2 separate regions of the Homo sapiens genome follow, and region 1 is linked to region 2. A link is an interaction called in ENCODE POLR2A ChIA-PET data of the cell type or tissue named here. Cell type or tissue: PC-9. All regions are shown on one strand. Links, peaks and the distances in the headings refer to the core of each region. The heading gives the core; the rest is flanking DNA.

Region 1 (11,221 bases), core at 3,825-6,324, 60 kb before region 2:
CCATAGTTCCAGGCACTATTTGTCTGAAGCAGAGGTTCTGGGAGGAACATTCCCCATCCAAATCCTAAAATTATATTCGAAATGATGCATTCATATGCAGAGATGCATTTTTTCTCCTAAGGGGAGGAGACATAGCTTTCTTTAGATACTCAACACAGTCTATAACCTCAAAAAACATGATAAAACAGGTTGTTCAAGGTTAGGGATTCCCAGAACCTCTCTTTCCAGAAGCATCCAAGTTGTCCTGCATCTATCTCCTAAGCCTTCTTCCCTAGGGGGAATAACTAACCCCTAAGCGTATTGGAACAACTTTTTCCTGAGGATAAAACCTAAGTAGCTTGAACCATTGAGTAACTTCAGCCTCCTTAAGCTTATGTGCTAAATTGGTTAACGGCCCAGATTTCAGATGATCTGCCACGGCTATTTGTGGGCAGTATTTTGCAGTTTTTCATCATTCTTTCCCATTTTCTATGTCATTTGTTACACACCTTTAGAGTTAAGTAGGACTCCCTCCCTTTAGTTCCCATTTATGGAACAAGAAATTGAGAGTAAAGCGACTTGCCCAAGTTCCCAAGTAGCAGCCTGCCAGGCTGAGAATCTAGGCAGGGACTCCAGGGAGGGTAAGGCATGTCTGTCTGCAAGGAAGTTAGTCTAAATACAGTTGTGTTGTTATTGTTTTCCTCCAGTGGCAAAATTTACATGTGTATATACATATATATATATATTTTAATTTATTTATTTTTTTAAATTATACTTTAAGTTCTAGGGTACATGTGCACAATGTGCAGGTTTGTTACATATGTATACATGTGCCATGTTGGTGTGCTGCACCCATTAACTGGTCATTTACCTAATTGAAATGTTTTAATTCCCCTAACCCAACCCTACACACATTCTTCCACCACATCTTGGCCTTTCTCAGAGAGAAACTGAATCAAAATCACGCAAAGAGAGTCTGTGCTTTTCTCAGACAACAAAGAAATAGGCAGAGCATATCATGCTGCCAGCAAACTCCAGACACTTCAGAAAAACAAACAAACAAACAAACAATGTTCCTCATTATGTTTGAAGATATATTTTGTTTGGAAGTACAGAGCCAGAAACTACCTCATAGGGAAAAGCATCTCCCTTTTGTAAACATGTATTGTGCACATTAATGTTTTAAGAAATATTTTTGTTTACTAGAATCTTCAATAGATAGTGTTATTGGCTCTAACATTTTCCTCCTCTCTGTATCTGCATTGTTCTCCACAATGCACTCGCAATGTGGGAAAGATGTACTTCTGAGATTCTTGGCTTTGGGTTTGGACATAGGACTTGCTTTTGCCAACAGAATTAGGCCAAAGTCATACTGTGCTCATTCTGGGCAAAACCACAGAAGCCTTGTGTTTCCTCTCCTCTCTTGTACTTCTGCTGTCACCTTGAGAAGACTATGCCAGGCTAATCCATTGGTACCAGAAGGGAAGAACAGACATTTAGGACAAACCTGCATCAACCAAGTCACCCCCACTCATCGTAGGCTGCATTAGCCAATGCCCCAAAAGACACCTCTCTGAAGATGGCATGAAGACCAAACTATCAGCTGTGTTTGTTACAAAGTGAAGTTCTCTTCGCAATAAGCCATGTATTTTTTTGTCCAAATGCAGCAGATAAGGCAGTATTACTTGATCACTGCTGTTGAGTTTTCATAAAGAATTTTTAGGACTCCTTGGTTCCCTTCCATGAGTTCTCTTTATGTAGGAAAGACCAGATGTACCTAAGGAGTTTGGCCCAGTTGCTAACTGGACTGTTCACAAGTATCTCATCTTCCACACCAACCCATTGTTCTTGTCTACATGAAAGTTTGTGGTTGGAAAGACAGAAGCATAAAGAGAATAAATTACTGAATTGATAAATAGCCTGTGATAAAAATTTAGATTCCATCACAATGTCTTGAAAATTCTAAGGGAAAATGATTTGTAACCTGAAATTCCATACCCAGCTAAACTATTATGCAAGTATATGGGTGGACACAGACCTTTTCTTTTTTTTTTTTAATTATACTTTAAGTTTTAGGGTACATGTGCACAACGTGCAGGTTAGTTACATATGTATACATGTGCCATGTTGGTGTGCTGTACCCATTAACTCATCATCTGGACAAAGACATTTTCAGATACATAAGAACTACCTGAGAGAATCTCTGGGACACAGCTAAAGCAGTGTTTAGAGAGAAATTTATGGCACTAAATGCCCACAGGAGAAAGTAAGAAACATCTAAAATCAACACCTTAACACCACAATTAAAAGAAGTAGAGAAGCAAAACCAAACAAATTCAAAAGCTAACAGAAGACAAGAAATAACTAAGATCAGAGCAGAACTGAAGGAGACAGAGACATGAAAAACCCTTCAAAACATCAATGAATCCAGGATCTAGTTTTTCAAAAAGATTAACAAAATAGATAGACTGCTAGCCAGATTAATAAAGAAGGAAAGAGAGAATAATCAAATAGACACAATAAAAAATGAAAAAGGGGATATCACCACTGATCCCACACAAATACAAACTACCATCAGAGAATGCTATAAACACCTCTATGAAAATAAACTAGAAAATCTGGAAGAAATGGATAAATTCCTGGACACATACACCCTCCCAAGACTAAACCAGGAAGAAGTCGAATCCCTGAATAGACCAGTAACAAGTTCTGAAATTGAGGCAGTAATTAATAGGCTACCAACCAAAGAAAGCCCAGGACCAGACAGATTCCCAGCCAACTTCTACCGGAGATACAAAGAGGAGCTGGTACCATTCCTTCTGAAACTATTCCAATCAATAGAAAAAAAGGGAATCCTCCCTAACTCATTTTATGAGGCCAGCATCATCCTGATACCAAAACCTGGCAGAGACACAACATAAAAAGAAAATTTCAGGCCTATATCCCTGATGTACATCGAGGTGAAAATCCTCAGTAAAATACTGGCAAACTGAATCCAGCAGCACATCAAAAAGCTGATCCACCATGATCAAGTTGGCTTCATCCCTGGGATGCAAGGCTGGTTCAACATATGTAAATCAATAAACATAATCCATCACATAAACAGAACCAAAGACAAAAACCACATGATTATATCAATAGATGCAGAAAAGACCTATGTTAAAATTCAACACCCCTTCTTGCTAAAAACTCTCAATAAACTAGGTATTGATGGAACATATCTCAAAATAATAAGAGCTATTTATGACAAACCCACAGCTAATATCATACTGAATGGGCAAAAGCTAGACACATTCCCTTTGAAAACCGGCACAAGACAAGGATACCCTCTTTCACCACTCCTGTTCAACATAGTATTGGAAGCTCTGGCTAAGGCAATCAGGCAAGAGAAAGAAATAAAGGGTATTCAAATAGGGAGAGAGGAAGTCAAGTTGTCTCTGTTTGCAGATGACATGATTGTATATTTAGAAAACCCCATCATCTCAGCCCAAAATTCTCCTTAAGCTGATAAACAACTTCAGAAAAATTTCTGGATACCAAATCAATGTGCAAAAATCACAAGCATTCCTAGACACCAATAACAGGCAAACAGAGAGCCAAATCATGAGTGAACTCCTATTCACGATTGCTACACAGAGAATAAAATACCTAGGAATCCAACTTACAAGGGATGTGAAGGGCCTCTTCAAGGAGGACTACAAACCATTGCTCAACGAAATCAGAGAGGACACAAACAAATGGAAAAACATTCCATGCTCATGGATAGGAAGAATCAATATCGTGAAAATGGCTGTACTACCCAGAGTAATTTATACATTCAATGCTATCCCCATCAAGCTACCACTGACTTTCTTCACAGAATTAGAAAAACTACTTTAAATTTCATATGGAACCAAAAAAGAGCCCGTATAGCCAAGACAATCCTAAGCAAATGAACAAAGCTGGAGGCATGACACTACCTGACTTCAAACTATACTATGAGGCTACAGTAACCAAAACAGCATGGTACTGGTACCAAAACAGATATATAGACCAATGGAACAGAACAGAGGCCTCAGAAATAGCACTACACATCAACAAGTCAGGAAAGAACAGATGCTGGAGAGGATGTGGAGAAATAGGAATGCTTTTACATTGTTGGTGGGAGTATAATTTAGTTCAACCATTGTGGAAGACAGTGTGGCAATTCCTCAAGGAACTAAAACCAGAAATACCATTTGTCCCAGCAATCCCATTACTGTGTATATACCCTAAGGATTATAAATCATTCTGCTATAAAGACACATGTGCACATATGTTTATTGCAACACTGTTCACAATAGCAAAGACTTGGAACCAACCCAAATGCCCATCAATGATAGACTGGATAAAGAAAATGTGGCACATATACATCATGGAATACTATGCAGCCATAAAAAAGGATGAGTTTATGTCCTTTGCAGGGACATGGATGAAGCTGTAAGCCATCATTCTCTGCAAACTAACACAGGAAGAGAAAACCAAACACCACATGTTCTCACTCATAAGTGGGAGTTGAACAACAAGAACATGTGGACACAGGGAGGGGAGCGTCACACACTGGAGCCTGTTGGGGAGTTGGGGGGGCTAGGTGAGGGAGAGCATTAGGAGAAATACCTAATGTAGATGACGGGTTGATGGTGCAGTAAACCACCATGGCATGTGTATACCTATGTAACATGCTGCACATGTATCCCAGAACTTAGCGTATAATAAAAAAATGGGCAAAAGACGTAAACAGACACTTCTCAAAATAAGACATACGAGTGGTCAAGAAACATGTGAAAAGATGCTCAATGTCACTAATCATAAGAGAAATGCAAATAAAAACCACAGTGAGATACCATCTTACACCAGTCAGAATGACTACTATTAAAAAGTCAAAAAAACAACAGATGCTGGCAAAAATGTAGAGAAAAGGTAACACTTACACACTGTTGGTAGTAATGTTTTTAGCTCAGCCATGTAGAAAACAGTTTGAAGATTTCTCAAATAACTTAAAGCAGAACTATTATTTGACCCAGCAATGCCATTACTGGGTATATATATATAAAAGAAAATAAATCATTCTACCAAAAAGACACACTCATATGTTATCAAAAAGATTCACTCATATGTTTATCACCACACTATTCACAATAGACATGGAAGCAACCTAGGTGTCCATCAGTGGAGGCTTGGATAAAAAAAAATTGGTACATATGCATTATATAATACTATGCAGCCATAAAAAGAATAAAATCATGTCCTCTGCAGCAACATGGATGCATCTGGAGGCCATTATTCAAAGATTAACGCAGGAACAGAAAACCAAATATCGCATGTTCTAATTTTTAAGTGGGAGCTAAACATTAGATACTCATGGGCATAAAGATGGCAATAATAGCCACTGCGGACTACTAGAGTGGAGAAGGAGGAAGAGGGGCATGGGTTGAAAAACTAACTATTGGGTACTATGCTCACTACCTGGGCGACAGGATCATCCATATGCCAAACCTCAGCGTTATGCAATATACTCATGTGACAAACCTACACATGTACTCCCTGAATCTAAAATGAAATTTGAAATTATTTAAAAAAAACCCTCTGGTGTCTAAATACCATAGTAGCAAAACCAACACTACTTAACACTACTTTAATAAGTGAGTTTACATACTTTAGCACTTCTTTCTGAAAGCTTTTCATTCATCAGAGCTTAATTATTGTCATTTAAATATTTTCATATTTGTTAACATAATTAGGAATGTTGCAAATACTTTGTCATTTCCAGTTCACAAATGGAATGATGAAGGAACAGCTAGACTACGGCTTGTGTAACAGATACACATATTCCTTGTGTGTCTATCTGTCCGAAATCCAATTTTCTGTTCAGATGTGTAAATATACGTACATATCATTATGATTAATGTTCTATAGAAGGGGTCTGGTGGAGCAGAAGAAAGGTAAGAAAGGTTGCCTCTTAAGTATAATTATAGCTGCTGGGGAGGGCTATTGTGAGAATGAGAAATATAGAGAAAGTAAATAACACTACACAATGGAGAGGTTAAAGTCTTTCAGGAATTACACAGATTAGAAATTGATCCTGTCTTGCCAAAAGCTAAGGGAGCTTTAAAACCCTTCCTCCTCCCACAGTGAGACATTTGACAGCAGTCTTTCTCTAGACTCATAGGAGAGTTGTATTTACAGCATTCGTATAGCTAATAGTAACCAATAACTCTTATTGAGTAATTGGAGTAATCTATGTGCCACACTGAGTCCTTCATATAGTTTGTCTCATTATATAATTAGAATCTATAAAGTAGGAAATGACAGACGTGCTTAGAACCAAGGAAATAGTGCGGTTAGAACCAAGGAAGTAGTAAATAAAATTAGACGTGGTTAGAACTAAGGAAATGAAGATTCTACACTTAAAAATAAAAAAGCAACTTTTGAGTAATTGCAGAAAGGCCTGGGATTTTCTACAATTTGTAGATAAATCCTGATACCATCTAATGATGTTTACTGTGGTTTCTGGGCCCAGGTAGAGTGTAACAAGGACCAGCAAATAACCTCTTAAATAGGTCCGGGTCAATAACCAGAACAGAAAACTTGCTTTTGGCCACATCTCTTAAGGAGGGGCCATTACTAGTTAAGAAGAGAGTTCCATATTAAATAAATAAATAAATGTTCTGGTTGTGGGTTGTTTAATTCAAATTCCTATTCAGTTCATCTGATAATAAACTATATTTAATTCATGATGTAATTCTGTGTTCCGTAATGGTTTTTACAAAGCCCCAACTTGAAAAAACTTTTTTGGGTATTGCTTATTAGTGGATGCAGCTGTTGAGAAGGGGCAAGGTTTTGACTTTATGTTGTAGTTCATGTTCACTGATGCAGAGAGGTGTTTATAATGTATTGTGAGTGACTTAAGCAGAGCATAAAACACCATATTATCCCATTTTGTAAAATAAAAAAACAGGCAAATGAAACACTAAACAACATTATTTATTAACATTAGAAAATTTGAAACATCAAAACATACTTCAGAGCAAAGAAAATGGGGAACACCTAAATGTTTAACTATAAAGCACCAGCTTAATAAATTGAGGTAGATATATATGTAGCCTTGAAATATGGCTGTATAAAGGAGTACTAAGAGGGAATTTTGTAGCTATAAGTGCCTACATTAAAAAAGAAGAAAAACTTCATAAAAAAGAATGATGCATCTCAAAGAATTAGAAAAGCAAGAGCAAACCAAAGCCAAAATTAGTAGAAGAAAAAGAAACAATAAAGATCAGACAAAAATGAAATTGAAATAAAGAAAATAATACGAAAGATCAATGAAACAAAAAGTTGGTTTTTGAAAAGTTAAACATAATTGGTAAACTTTTAGCCAGACTGAGAAAAAATAAGCAGATCCAAATAAATAAACTCAAAGTTGAAAAAGGAGACATTACAACTGATACTGCAGAAACTCAAAGGACAATTATTGGTTACTATGAGCAACTATATGCCAATAAATTGGGAAATTTAGAAGAATGGACAAATTCCTACACACATGCAATCTACCAAGACTGAACCATGAAGAAATCCAAAACCTGAACAGACCAATAACAAGTAATGAGATCAAAGCTGTAATAAAAAGTCTCCCAGTAAAGAAAAGTCCAGGACCTGATGACTTCACTGCTGAATTCTACCAGACATTTTAAAAAGAACTAATATGAATTCTACTCAAATTATTCCAAAAAATAGAGGAGGAGGGAACACTTCCAAACTTATTCTGTGAGGCCAGTATTATCCTGATGCCAAAACCAGACAAAAACACATCAAAAAAAAAAAAAGAAAAAGAAAATTACAGGCCAATATCTCTGATGAATATTGATGCAAAAATCCTCAACAAAATACTAGCAAAACAACAATACATTAAAAAAGGCCATTTCTCCTGACCAAGTGAAATTTATCCTTGGGATGCAAGGATGGTTCAACATATGCAAATCAATCAGTGTGATACATCATATTAACAGAATGAAGGACAAAAATCATGTGATCATTTCAATTGATGCTGAAAAAGCATTTGATAAAAGTTAACCCCTTCATGATGAAAACCCTCAAAAAACTGGGTATAGAAGAAACATATCTCAACATTATAAAAGCCGTATATGACAGACCCACGGGTAATATAATACTGAATGGGGAAAAACTGAAAGCCTTTCCTCTAAGATTTGGAACACGACAAGGACGCCCACTTTCACCACTGTTATTCAGCATAGTACTGGAAGTCCTAGCTAGAGCAATCAGACAAGAGAAAGAAATAAAGGGCATCCAAATTGGAAAGGAAGAAGTCAAATTATCCTTGTTTGCAGATAATATGATCTTACATTTGGGAAAACCTAAAGACTCCACCAAAAAACTATTAGAACTGATAAACAAATTCAGTAAGCTTGCAGGATACAAAATCAACACACAAAAATTTGGCATTTCTACATACCAATAGTGAACAACCTGAAAAATAAATTAAAAAGTAATCCTATTTACAATAATCACATATAAAATTAAATACCTAGGAATTAATTTAACCAAAGAAGTGAAAGATCTCTATAATGAAAACTATAAAATACCCATCAAAGGAATGCAAACACTAAAAAAATGGGAAGATATTCCATGTTCATGAATTGTAAGAATCAATGTTGTAAAAATGTCCACACTACCCAAAGCAATCTACAGATTCAATGCAATCCTTATCAAAGTACCAATGACATTTCTCACAAATAGAGAAAAAATAATCCTAAAACTTATATGGAACCACAAAAGACCCATAATAACAAAAGCTATCCTAAGTGAAAAGAACGAAACTGGAGGAATCACGTTACCTGGCTTCAAATTATACTACGGAGCTATAGTAACCACAATAGCGTGGTACTGGCATAAAAACATACATGTAGACCAATGAAACAGAATAGGGAACCCAGAAACAAATCCACACACCTACAGTGAACTCATTTTTGACAAAGGTGTCAAAAACGTACACTGGGGAAAAGACAGTCTCTTCAATAAATGATGCTGGGAAAACTGGGTATCCATATGCAGAAAAATGAAACTAGATCTCTATCTCTTGCCATATACAAAAATCAAGTCAAAATGGATTAAAGGTCCAGCATGGTGGCTTACGCCTGTAATCTCAGCACTTTGGGAGGCCAAGGTGCGTGGATCACCTGAGGTCAGGAGTTCAAGACTAGCCTGGCCAACATGGTGAAACCCCATCTCTACTAAAAATAACAAAAATTAGCTGGGCATGGTGGTGGGAACCTGTAATCCCAGATACTTGGAAGGCTGAGGCAGGAGAATCGCTTGAACCCAGGAGGCAGAGGTTGCAGTGAGCCAAGATTGTGCCATTGCACTCCAGCCTGGGTGACAGTGAGAGACTCTGTATCAAAATTAAAAAAAATTAAAAAAAAAGGATTGAAGACTGAAATGTAAGGCCTCAAACTTTGAAACTACTACAAGAAAACATCAAGGAAACTCTCCAGGACATTGGTCTGGGCAAAGATTTCTTGAGTAATACCCCGCAAGTACACGCAACCAAGGCAAAAATGGACAAATGGGGTCTCATCAAGTTAAAAAGCTTCTGCACGGCAAAGGAAACTATCAACAAAGTCAAGAGACAACCTACAGAATGGGAGAAAATATTTGCAAGCTACCCATCTGACAAGGGATTAATAAACAGAATATATAAGGAGCCCAAACAACTCTATAGAAAAAAATATAATAATCTGATTAAAAACAGCAAAATGTTTGAATAGACATTTATCAAAAGAAGACATACATAAGGCAAACAGATATATGAAAAGATGATCAACACTGTTGATCATCAGATAAATGCAAATCAAAACTACAGTGAGATATTATTTCATCCCAGTTAAAATGGCTTATATCCAAAAGACAGCAATAACAAAGGCTGCTGAGGATGTGGAGAAAAGGGAACACATGTACACTGTTGGTGGGAATTTAAATGAGCACAACCACTATGGAGAACAGTTTGGAAGTTCCTCAAAAAACTAAAAATAGAACTACCATGTGATCCAACAATCTCACTGCTGGGCATATACCTGAAAGAAAGGATATCAGTATATTGATGAGATATCTGCACTCCCATGTTTGTTTCAGCACTGTTTGCAATAGTCAAAATTTGGAGGCAACCTAAGTGTATATCAACAGATGAACGGATAAAGAAAATGTCCCATATACACACAATGGAGTACTTATTCAGCCATGAAAATGAATGAGATCCTGTCATTTGCACAAGATGGATGGAACTGGAGGTCATTATGCTAACTGAAATAAGCCAGGCACATAAAGACAAACATAGCATATTCTCATTTATTTGTGGGATCTGAAAATCAAAACAATTGAACTCATGGAGCTAAAGAGCAGAAGGATGGTTAACAGAGGCTGGGAAGGGTAGTGGGAGGGTTGGGGTGGGGGCACAGTGGGGATGGTTAATGGGTACAAAAAAATTAGAAAGAATGAATAATTCCCAGCATTTGATAGCATAATAGGGTGACTACAGTCAATAAGAATTTAATAGTACATTTAAAAATAACTAAAAGAGTATAATGGGATTGTTTGTAACACAAAGGATAAATACTTGAGGGGATGAAAACCCCATTTTACATGATGTGATGTAAACACATTGGATGCCTGTATCAAAACATCTCATGTACCATATAAATATATATAGCTACTATGAGCTCACAGAAATATAAAATAAAAAATTAAAAAAAACAAATAAACAAAAGTAACCATGGACAATATATAAACAAATGGATTTCATGTGTTCCAATAAAACTTTATTCAGAAAAAATATAGCTGTAGAAAAACTGATTGACACAATATTCATAACTTATTGTTAAAAGCAATAAAACATAATCCAAAATATTTCGATTTATTTTTATAAAAGAAAATGTATACATAGATAAAACATTTAGAAATATAGATACTAATATATTAACACGTTTACTTTGAATGGTGAGATTACAATTGATTTTTTTTTTTACATAATTTAAATAGACTTTTTTTTAGAGCGGTTGTAGATTTACAGAAAGTTGAGAAGATAGTGGAGAGGGTTACCATATATCCCATATCCAGTTTCCCCTATTATTACCATCCTATATCAGTAGCATACATTTGTTACATTAATAAATCAACACTGAAATATCATTAACTAAAATTCATACTTTGTTAGAAT
Region 2 (11,221 bases), core at 4,842-7,341:
CAAAAGCCAACAAATTCAAAAGCTATCAGAAGATAAGAAACAACTAAGATCAGAGCAGAAATGAAGGAGATAGAGACACGAAAAAACACTTCAAAAAATCAAAGAATCCAGGAGCTGGTTTTTTGAAAAGATAAACAAAATAGATAGACCGCTAGACAGACTAATAAAGAAGAAAAGAAAGAAGAATCAAATAGACACAATAAAAAATGATAAAGGAGATATCGCCACTGATCCCACACAAATACAAACTACCATCAGAGAAACCATAAACACCTCCATGCAAATAAACCAGAAAATTTAAAAGAAATGGATAAATTCCTGGACACATACATGCTCCCAAAACTAAATCAGGAAGAAGTCGAATCCCTGAATAGACCAATAACAAGTTCTGAAATTGAGGCAGAAATTAATAGCTTACCAATCAAAAAAAAGCCCAGGACCAGACGAATTCCCAGCCAAATTCTACCAGAGGTACAAAGAGGAGCTAATACCATTCCTTCTGAAATGACTCCACACAATTGAAAAACAGGGAATCCTCCCTAACTCATTTTATGAGGCCAACATCATCCTGATACCAAAACCTGGCAGAGACACAACAAAAAAAGAAAATTTCAGGCCTATATCCCCGATGTACATCGAGGTGAAAAGCCTCAATAAAATACTGGCAAACTGAATCCAGCAGCACATCAAAAAGCTTATCCACGACAATCAAGTTAGCTTCATCCCTGAGATGCAAGGCTGGTTCGACAAATGCAAATCAATAAACATAATCCATCACATAAACAGAACCAATGACAAAAACCACATGATTATCTCAATAGATGCAGAAAAGGCCTTTGACAAAATTCAACACTCCTTTATGCCAAAAACTCTCGATAAGCTAGGTATTGATGGAACATATCTCAAAATAATAAGAGCTATTTATGACAACCCACAGCCAATATCATACTGAATGGGCAAAAGCGGGATGCATTCCCTTTGAAAACTGGCACAAGACAACGATGCCCTCTCTCACCACTCCTATTCAACACAGTATTGGAAGTTCTGGTCAGGGTAATGAGGCAAGAGAAAGAAATAAAGCGTATTCAAATAGGAAGAGACGAAGTCAAGTTGTCTCTGTTTGCAGATGGCATGATTGTATATTTAGAAAACCCCATCGTCTCAGCCCCAAAACTCCATAAGCTGATAAGCAACTTGAGAAAACTCTCAAGATACAAAATCAATGTGCAAAAAAATCACAAGCATTCCTAGACACCAATAATAGACAAACAGAGAGCCAAATCCTGAGTGAACTCCCATTCACAGTTGCTACAAAGAGAATAAAATACCCAGGAATAGAGCTTACAAGGGATGTAAAGGACCTCTTTAAGGAGAACTACAAACCACTGCTCAAGGTAATAAAAGAGGACACAAACAAATGGAAAAACATTCTATGCTCATGGATAGGAAGAATCAGTATCGTGAAAATGGCCATGCTGCCCAAAGTAATTTATAGATTTAACGCTATCCCAATCAAGCTACCACTGACTTTCTTCACAGAAGTAGAAAAAACGACTTTAAATTTAATGTGGAACCAAAAAAGGAGCTCATATAGCCAAGACAATCCTAAGCAAAAACAGCAAATCTGGAGGCATCATGCTACCTGACTTCAAACTATACTACAATGCTTCAGTAACCAAAACAGCATGGTACTGGCACCAAAGCAGATATATAGACCAATGGAACAGAACAGAGGCCTCAGAAATAACACCACACATCTGCAACCATGTGATCTTTGACAAACCTGACAAAAACAAGCAATGGGGAAAGGATTCTCTATTTAATAAATGGTGTTGGGAAAACTGATTAGCCATATGCAGAAAACTGAAACTGGACCCCTTACTTACACCTTATACAAAAACTAACTCAAGATGGATTAAAGGCTTAAATGTAAGAACTGAAACCATAAAAACCCTAGAAGAAAACCTAGCCAATACCATTCAGAACATAGGCATGGGCAAAGACTTCATGACTAATACACCAAAAGCAATGGCAACAATAACCAAAATTGACAAATGGGATCTAATTAAAATGAAGAGCTTCTGCACAGCAAAAGAAACTATCATCAGAGTGAACAGGTAACCTACAGAATGGGAGAAACTTTTGCAATCTATCCATCTGACAAAGGGCTAATTTCCAGAATCTACAAAGAACTTAAACAAATTTACAAGAAAAACAAACAAACAACCCTATCAAAAAGTGGGCGAAGGATATTAACAGACACTTTTCAAAAGAAGACATGTATGCGGCCAACAAACATATGAAGAGAAGCTCAACATCACTGGTCATTAGAGAAATGCAAATCAAAACCACAATGAGATACCATCTCACGCCAGTTAGAATGCCAATCATTAAAAAGTCAGGAAACAACATGCTGGAGAGGATGTGGAGAAATAGGAATGCTTTTACACTGTTGGTGGGAGCGTAAATTAGTTCAACCATTATGGAAGACAGTGTGGCGATTCCTCAATGATCTAGAACTAGAAATACCATTTGACCCAGCAATCCCATTACTTGGCATATACCCAAAGGATTATAAATCATTCTACTATAAAAACACATGCACACATATATTTATTGCAGCACTGTTCACAGTAGCAAAGACTTGGAACCAACCCAAATGCTCATGAATGATAGACTGAATAAAGAAAATTAGCACATATACACCGTGGAATGCTATGCAGCCATAGAAAAGGGAGTTCATGTTCTTTGCAGGGATATGGATGAAGGTAGAAACCATCATTCTCAGCAAACTAACACAAGAACAGAAAACCAAACACTACATGTTCTCACTTGTAAGTGGGAGTTGAATAATGAGAATATATGGACACAGGGAGCGGAACATCACACACTGCAGCCTGTCATAGGGTGGGCGGCTAGGGGAGGGATAGCGTTAGGAGAAATACCTAATGTAGATGACGAGTTGATGGGTGCAGCAAACCACTATGACACGTGTATACCTATGTAACAAACCTGCATGTTCTGCATGTGTATCCCAGAACTTAAAGTATATGTAAAAAAATGCAATGATAAACCTCTTTGTCACTAAACTTTTGTGCATATTTCTGAATATTTCCTTTTGATACATTTTCCACAGTAATCACATTTTTTTTTAAATTTATAGACATGACAAAAATGCTCTTAAAAGATCTTTAAAAAATTATTTTTTAAAATGCCACTGACTACACATTCACAGACACAGACACACAATAGAAAAGATTCAATAAATTTAAGAATACCCCAGGCCTACCTCAAATCTTTAACAGCAGAATCTCCCATTTTTAACCTTCTTGTGCAGTCACCAGTGAATTGTGACTAGACATGTCTGAGAAAGACACCTCATTTAAAAAAGCATCACCCCGGGTGAGGTTACCCTGGAGTGGGGAATTCGTGATTTAGTGAGAATAATGAAGTAAAGTCCAATTTGATAAAACCTCTCACTCCTTCCTTCACTTTCTCTGCCTTAAGGGAAGAAAAAAGAAAGCCAATTTCCAGACCTGATTTACTGACATTTTCCACAGGCTGGCTTTATGCTCATTTCCTCTCAGCCTGGTTGGCACTACTGGAGTCCTTCATTTTAAACTTCCTCGTCCTGCCTTTCACTCAGGATGGAAAAAAGATCTCAACAGCTGTCTTTGCATTGTCTCAGTAAAGGTTTTGCAGATTTTAAGAGAAGTGAAGAATTTAGCAAATTGTCAGGTTTTCAGTTCCACTCATGTCATTAGGCACATGAAGAACTGAACAGGCTTTGAAATGAAAAGAGAACAGATTTTATTTTGGTAACCAGTAAGCCTTCCACAAGCCTTGAATGAACTCCACGGGGAGAACCTGTCTCATGTGACTGCTTCCCAAGCTGCCCTGATGTGACCACACTGAGGCAGCAGCATGGGGACCCAGAATGGTGGCAAGCAGAAGAAAAGAACGAACAGAAACTGAACAGTATTAACACTCCAAAGGAATCTCAGTGCTGAGCCCTTTGGCTCATCCATGCTCTGCTGGGATCAGGTCTGTAGCTAAGGCTGAGGTGGAGCAAAACCAAGATGGTGGAGATGTTGGCAAAATGGAATAAAACCAAGATGGTGGAGATGCTGATAAATGGAGCAAAATCAAGATGGTGGAGATGTTGATCTTCTAGCCATTCTCCACATTTATCCTACTTTAGTAGCTTTATTTTTCTCATATGCTCATGGATTTTTAAAATATACCTGCATTATCAAGATTTTTTTTCCAGAAAGAATCTGATAGATTAATTATCTCCACACTTTAGCCTTTAGCAGAAGTTAGGGATTGATAAACTGGCAGGGCAGGTGAGGATGGCTTGCCTCCAAAATGCTACCAGTCATAGGGGGCTCCCTTTCTTCTTGTAAGGAGAGTAACAATGGCTCTTTCTATTCCACCATTCTTGGAGAACAGTAATTTGTTGAAGAAAATGAAATGGAGTTTGTAGGTGAATGTGCATTTCAAGTTATAAATTAAAAAATAAAACTCTAGTACCACATAAGAGTTTTCTATGTATGTCTGTTTAAAGTCAAGAATAGCGGTGATATAATAACAATAATCCAAATTGATCAGCAGTTATAATTTTTCTCTTCTTTTGCTCTCCTCTACTGGGTGTCCCTGAACTCTGCTTCTTTGAACAATGTTGTTCACTCATCTGGATTAGCATAAAGACTCATTTTGGAAATTATATTCCACTATTGCTATTTGTTTTTACAGTTTTCAATTCAGCTCCTACTTAAGTTATTCAACATCACTACCATAGTTGATCTGTAATACCGAGAGCATGCACTCTCCATCAGTTAAAAAACAATGTCCTTGAAACATATATTAATCCATAGGTAGTAGAACATTAAAACATTTCTAATCCATTTCACTGAAGTTGCTGTGAACTGCAGCTCAACAAACAAGGAGGTTAGAACATCATAACTGATGGAGAAAACTCAACCCTGCCATTCCAGGTTGGTTGCAAGAATGCTGGGACGGGAAGCTCAGGGAAAGGAATCCAGAAGTTCAGCATGCAGCCTTGGTGTGGGTCAGGCACAGCCAACTGCTGAAGGTGTGTTTTGTGTCCAAGCTGGCAGGTTTACTAGGGTACGCCTCTTGAAGATGGTGGGTAGCCTGATTAGAGCCTAGAGTCAAGAATGTCAATGGGTTGGCCCTTCTGATGAGTTATAGTATCATGTCCCAGGAGAGCTAGATTTTCACGAACTCATTTCCTCAAATTCAAGGTTTTAGATAGTTTCTCTCCATGGCTATGAGGAAATGAAAATAATTAACTATGAAACAGTGACTTTGTCAGTCTTAGTGTTACTGCCATAAAACTTTCTGGCCATATGGGAGGAATTTGTTTCTCTGGTCTGATGTGGCCTGGTGTCAGCTGGAGGGGATCCATCTCAGCACTGATGTCACTCCTGGCCAGTTGTGTACTGTGTGCTTGGGTATCGAGTCATGGTCTGAAGTTCATCTTCATTGATCATCTCATAGTGAAGTTAATTATTTCTGAGACTCTGAAGTCATGGTCTGTTGTGAGTTCAATCAGGATGAAACTAGAATCATTAAAGAATGAGAGGGTTACTTTCTTCCTGCTGACTGGAGAGTGATTTTCAAACACTCCTTAGCAGTAGACTCTTTTGGTCAAACACACCTTTCTGCAGAATTCCAATATAGGAAATAGGTAAAAGTAGATGTTCTCTGGTACCCCTGGTGTCCAACCACAGACTTTACCCCCAGACACAGCATGAAGCCTGCTCAGGAAGAGATACCACTGACCAAAGTGGAAAATTCCTCTGCAAATTTGTACGGGAACAGAACTTGCTTGCACTGTGGTAGCACATGGAAAGAACCTGGCGACACTGAGGAATGTCATAGGAAGCAATTCTATGAAGCTTATTTCTGTGTTTACTGCAGGGATGTTGTCAAGGATGTGGTTGATGACATTCCACAGTGTTTCCTTTATGATGATCTGCTGAAGAAATTTTCCTCTCCCCTCAGGATGATGATTAACCACATTTCTCCTGAGCAGCTGGGCAGTTGACATCTTGTAGGTATTGTAAATTGTGGCCTGTCCCTATGTGTACCTATAGGGTAGGGTTCTCAAACCTTACTGCACACTGGAGTCATCTAGGGAGGTATTTAAATGCCAATTTCCAGGCTTACTCCAGACTAATTGCATCAGAATCTCAAGAGGGGGATCGACATCTTTAAAAAGTTTTCTGGGTGACCCAAAGAGTAGCCAGTTTTGAAAAAAACAAAAAAAAGGTTTATTTAATCAGGGAGCCTCTGAAGACACCTGGTTTCTGTTGAATATATCTTTTTTTTTTTAAATGAGAGGATATCCATGCATATGTATATATACATACTAGCTTATGATTATTAAATAAATGGTTAAAATAGTCATCTTCTTTTAGAGTAAAATTCAATTATTCTTATAGCTTCCTCCTGTAGTAAGGTGCTACTTAGGATTTTCCAAGAAGCAGACACCAAGTTGGAATTAGATGTGCAAGAAATTTACCAACAAGATGCCTGGGAGGGAAAATAGAGAGGAAGCTAGGAAGGGCTGTGACAGCTGATAGTGCCAGCTGTTGGTCTGAACTTTGGGAGGGAGAGAGTGAAGGAATAAGGGGTGGATGAGGAGTCCTAACTTGAGTGCAGTTGTAGGTAAGCCTGGCAAGGCTGATGGGGAGCCTTGAGTCAAAGTGATCAGTCAGAGAAGCTTGAGGCTCCCAGGGACGGGCCAGACTTAGGATCCTGCCGTTGTCTTAGCTATTGATGGGGAGCAACCGAGTAGGGTGATGTGGGGGCGTGAGGAGCTGGCCTTGTGCTAAGGCAATGGCGGGTTTCAGAGCGTAGCACTCGGGGCCAGCAATCCATGTGCTTGCTGTAGTTGCAGATCTGAGAAGCATGTTTTTCTGGCAGTCACAGTATATCACCTGAATTCCTTGCCCCCCCGATTCTTCCCATCATTTGTGTTTAGAAATAGCAAAGGATTGTGAGGAGTGAGGATGTGTGACACGAGGATGAAAGAAAGCAGCAGGGTCAGGAGAGTGGCAAATGGGGCTTTGTGAAGGTTGCTGCAGGGCATTAGATGGAGAATTAGTCCTGGTTCAGCAACAGATCAAAGAGAAAGAGGCAGGGTGGGGGCAGGAACAACTGGGAGAGGAGTGAGTAAAAAATTTGGAGCAGGAGTGAATAGACTGCTGGTTAGACCTTAGCAGAGAAAGATTAAAGTGTGGGTGTTACTTGCTCATAAGAAATAGACGCATATTTTCACCTAAGGGTGGCTACCTCGCCCCATCCAGCAAGGCACATTTCAGCTTTAATATGAAGAAACACACGTGATTTCTTTAGCATAGTGGTTTTCTTTCCTGGTCTTATGTTAGAATCATTTGGAGATCTGAAATATACAAATATCTGAAACTTTAACAGAATAATTAAATGAGAATTTTTGAGGGCAAGTGCAGATATCAGCATTTTTTAAAAGCACCTCTGGTGGTGCCAATGTGCAGCCCAAGTTTAGCTGCTTTACCAAATGGGTCTAAAAACTATTAACAGAGCCTGTGAAGGACCCATGAATAAAATATGCATTTATTCACATAAATCTCTGAGAATAATTCGAGGGTACATGCATTGCATAAGATGCTTCAAAGTGCTAAGATTTGTAAACATTTAAATCATCCATGAAAATTGTGTTTTCAGCCTGACTCTCCCTGTTTGCATCAAAGACCATGATAAAAACGTTATCTGCTCTGTCACATCAAAATTATGGATAGAACCGCTTCCCATTCCCTCTCACACACTTCTTTTGGAGGCAGAGTGAAAACGGGTTTCCATTCTTAACAGGTCAAAACAGATCTGAAGCAAGAATGTATAGGCCCACTGCACACACAGCAGAAGGCAACTCCTGCCTGAGGGTTCACTGTAACAATCATTCATTAAATACTTACCCTGTGCTTGGGGGACACTGAAGCAGATATGTCATAGGACAGGATGACTACTGGTACTCCTAGGACACCCAGACCCAGCCCTGCTTGAGAATGGGGAGGTCTGAAGATACAGATCCTAAAAAGGTGGGGCCTTCATAGTGGAAAGAGGAACGCCATTTGGATAGACATGAACCACCCAGGAGGCAGTCGTACATTGACTGAAGGACTAGTGGCAACGGTGGGGTAATTTCGTTTTCAGTATAAATCAGCAGTCATTAATTAATGAAGAACTTCTTATGTGATAGACACTGCAGGATGCTATGGAAATTTGTCTCACCTACTTTTTGAGGGTTCTCTGGTGCTGGCTTCTCCTCTTCCCTGACATGTTTCTGTGGTAGGCAGAATAATGGCTCCCACCTCACAAATGTCCTAATCCTCTAGGCCTGTGACTGAGTTTCATTATGTGGCAAAAGGAACTTTGCAGATGGGATTCAGTTAAAGACTTTGAGATGGGCTTATTCAGGTGGGCTCAATCTAATCACCTGTGTCCTTAAAAAAGGAAAACCCAGCTGGGCACGCTGGCTCATGCCTGTAATCCCAGCACTTTGGGAGGCTGAGGCGGGCGGATAACCTGAGTTCAGGAGTTTGAGACCAGCTGGACCAACATGGAGAAACCCTGTCTCTACTAAAAATACAAAATTAGCTGGGTGTGGTGGCGCACACCTATAGTTCCAGCTACTTGGGAGGCTGAGGCAGGAGAATCACTTGAACCTGGGAGGCGGAGGTTGCAGTGAGCCGAGATCGTGCCATTGCACTCCAGCCTGGGTAACAGGAGCGAAACTCCTCTCCAAAAAAAAAAAAAAAAAAAAGGAAAACCTTTCCTGGTTATAGTCGGAGAGGGGAATGTGACCAGGGAGGCAGATCAGAGAGATGGCAGTGTGACCGACCATGGCCGGCTTTGAAGGAAGGAGTCAAGAGCCAAGAAGTGCAGGCAGTTCCTAGAAACTGAAAAAAAGCCAAGAAAATCCTTCCATGGAGTTTCCAGAAAGGAACGCAGTCCTGATGACACGTTGTCTGTAGTCCAGTGAGACATATCTCAAATCTGACCTACAAAACCATAAGGTAACAAGTTTGTGTTGTGATAGGCCACTAAGTTTCTGGTAATTTGTTACAGCAGCAACAGGAAACACATATAATCCCTGAAGGATCTCAAATCCATTTGTAGCAAGAAGAGACATGCTGCTTAATTTCTTTCGGTTTTATTTTTAAAACTTTTGATTTTGAGATAATTTTAGAATTACAGAAGAGTTGCAAAATCAGAACAGAGTTTCCATATACCCTTCATGCAGTTTTCCATAATGTTAACATCATACATACTAGTAAATTGATCAGTATTAAGAAATTAATACTGATTCAATACATTTAACTAAACTATAGACTTTATTCATATTTTACCAGATTTTCCACCAAAGGTCTTCTCTTTTTTTCTGTCCCAGGATCCCCCTTTGCATTTAGTTGTCTATCTCCTTAGTTTCCCTCAATCTGTGATAGTTTCTCAGACTTTCCTTGTCTTTCAGAGCCTTCGCACTCCTGAAGACTACTGCTGTTTGGTAAAACGTTCCTCAGTTTGGGTTTGTTTGGAATTTTCTTTCTTTCTTTCTTTCTTTTTTTTTTGAGACAGAATCTCGCTCTGTCACACAGGCTGGAGTGCAGTGGCGTGATCTCGGCTCACTGCCAGCTCTGCCTCCCGGGTTCATGCCATTCTCCTGCCTCAACCTCCCGAGTAACTGGGACTACAGGGGCTCGCCACCACACACAGCTAATTTTTTGTAGTTTTAGTAGAGACAGGGTTTCACCCTGTTAACCAGGATGGTCTCGATCTCCTGACCTTGTGATCTGCCCGCCTCGGCCTCCCAAAGTGCTGGGATGACAGGCATGAGCCACCGCACCCGGCCTGGAATTTTCTCGTGATTAGATTGAAGTCATGTATTATTGGGGAGGTATCACAGGGACGTGTATCTTTCTCAGTGCATCACCAGAGGTACCTGATGTTCACTTGCCTTGTTACTGATCATGTTAACCTTGATCACCTGGCTAAAGGTTTTTCCAATGTAAAATTTCCATCTCTCCCTTTAAAATTACTATGTGTATATTTTGGAAGATATGCTTTGAGACTATACAAATAACCTTAAACATTTGCTCACTAATTTTATCATCCGTTAACAAATCTTGCCCTCACCAATTTCCACTGTGCTGTAATTGTGGGGACTTTCTAGTTTCCTTGCTCCTTCTACATTTACTAGTGGGAGTCTGTAAAGAAAAGTTATTTCTTCTCTGCCTTTTATTTATTCAGTTATTATTTATATCAGTATAGACTTACAGACTCAAGGATATTTATGTTATCCTTTGGGTTATGATCTAATGCTATCATCATTCTGTGGCTCTGTTTTGCATTTGGCCATTGGGAGTTCTTTCAGGTAGGTTTCTGTGCCCTTTCAAAATGTCCACGTCCCCCCTCTCTCCGTGCCTTTTTTTTTTTTTTTGAGTACTGCTCATTTTATATTTTCCCTGTCCCAGCCCTGAAATCAACCACTTTTCCAAGGAGCACCCTGTTTCTTTTTATTGGGGAATAGCATTTAGAAACCAAGATCTGAGCATCAGATGAGCTCATTGCTAATGGAGTGTCACGCTTTCAGGCCCTCCCAGCAGACAAAACTCGAGATATATGTATGTTTACTAACCCAATCCCCCTCACACACATTATATATGTGTATATATATATCTGCATCTATCTATGCATATATATGTATTTTAAAAATCAGCTCACACTGATTTTTCCAACTTCAATCCCACACCACAAGGTTCATTTTAAACTTCTTTTTATTTATTTCAAATTTTTGTCTCCAATTTTGAGAAGCCTGGCTCTCATTATCTATAGTATGTTTGCTTATTAGCTCATCCCTATTATGCTTACAAAATTGTTTCAGAATTGTGAAACCTCCTCACTGTGGGGAAAAAATTTACCAGCTAGACTGTAGTGTTTGTGTGCAGTTCTTTTCATATTTAGCTTAACAGACTCCAGTCAAAATATTTTTAAAAAGATACTTAGGTTAATTGCTTTCTTCTCCGTTGCTTGTTTTTAAAATCTTCATTCTTGCAACTTTTCTAGTATTTTAAAATGTGAGATGAATTGAAATTCATTCACTTTCAAGTGCTCAACTCGAAAACATCTTTTTGGAGTAGGAATAGTTCTTTTGCAT

The links. ChIA-PET counts read pairs that join two places held together with the same protein. Peaks named below come from ENCODE experiments on the same cell type or tissue, not always from the same donor. Only the 100,000 strongest peaks of a DNase experiment are listed, where the experiment ranks them.
Region 1: POLR2A ChIA-PET joins it to region 2 with 6 read pairs; 3 of 35 experiments call an interaction of 5 or more read pairs at or near these places.

Annotation. Positions count from the first base shown.
Region 1 is chr13:42,459,992-42,471,212 of GRCh38, forward strand. The region is part of intron 3 of LINC02341 (long intergenic non-protein coding RNA 2341); the gene reads left to right. Among named protein-coding and RNA genes, the nearest start is that of LINC02341, 41 kb to the left of the region's middle. In PC-9, for the core only: no CTCF peak of the experiment used is centred there; no DNase peak of the experiment used is centred there.
Region 2 is chr13:42,519,375-42,530,595 of GRCh38, forward strand. No RefSeq gene overlaps it. Among named protein-coding and RNA genes, the nearest start is that of TNFSF11, 49 kb to the right of the region's middle. RefSeq lists an enhancer at 5,099-5,218. In PC-9, for the core only: no CTCF peak of the experiment used is centred there; a DNase peak (open chromatin) is centred at 5,987; H3K27ac peaks cover 299 bases.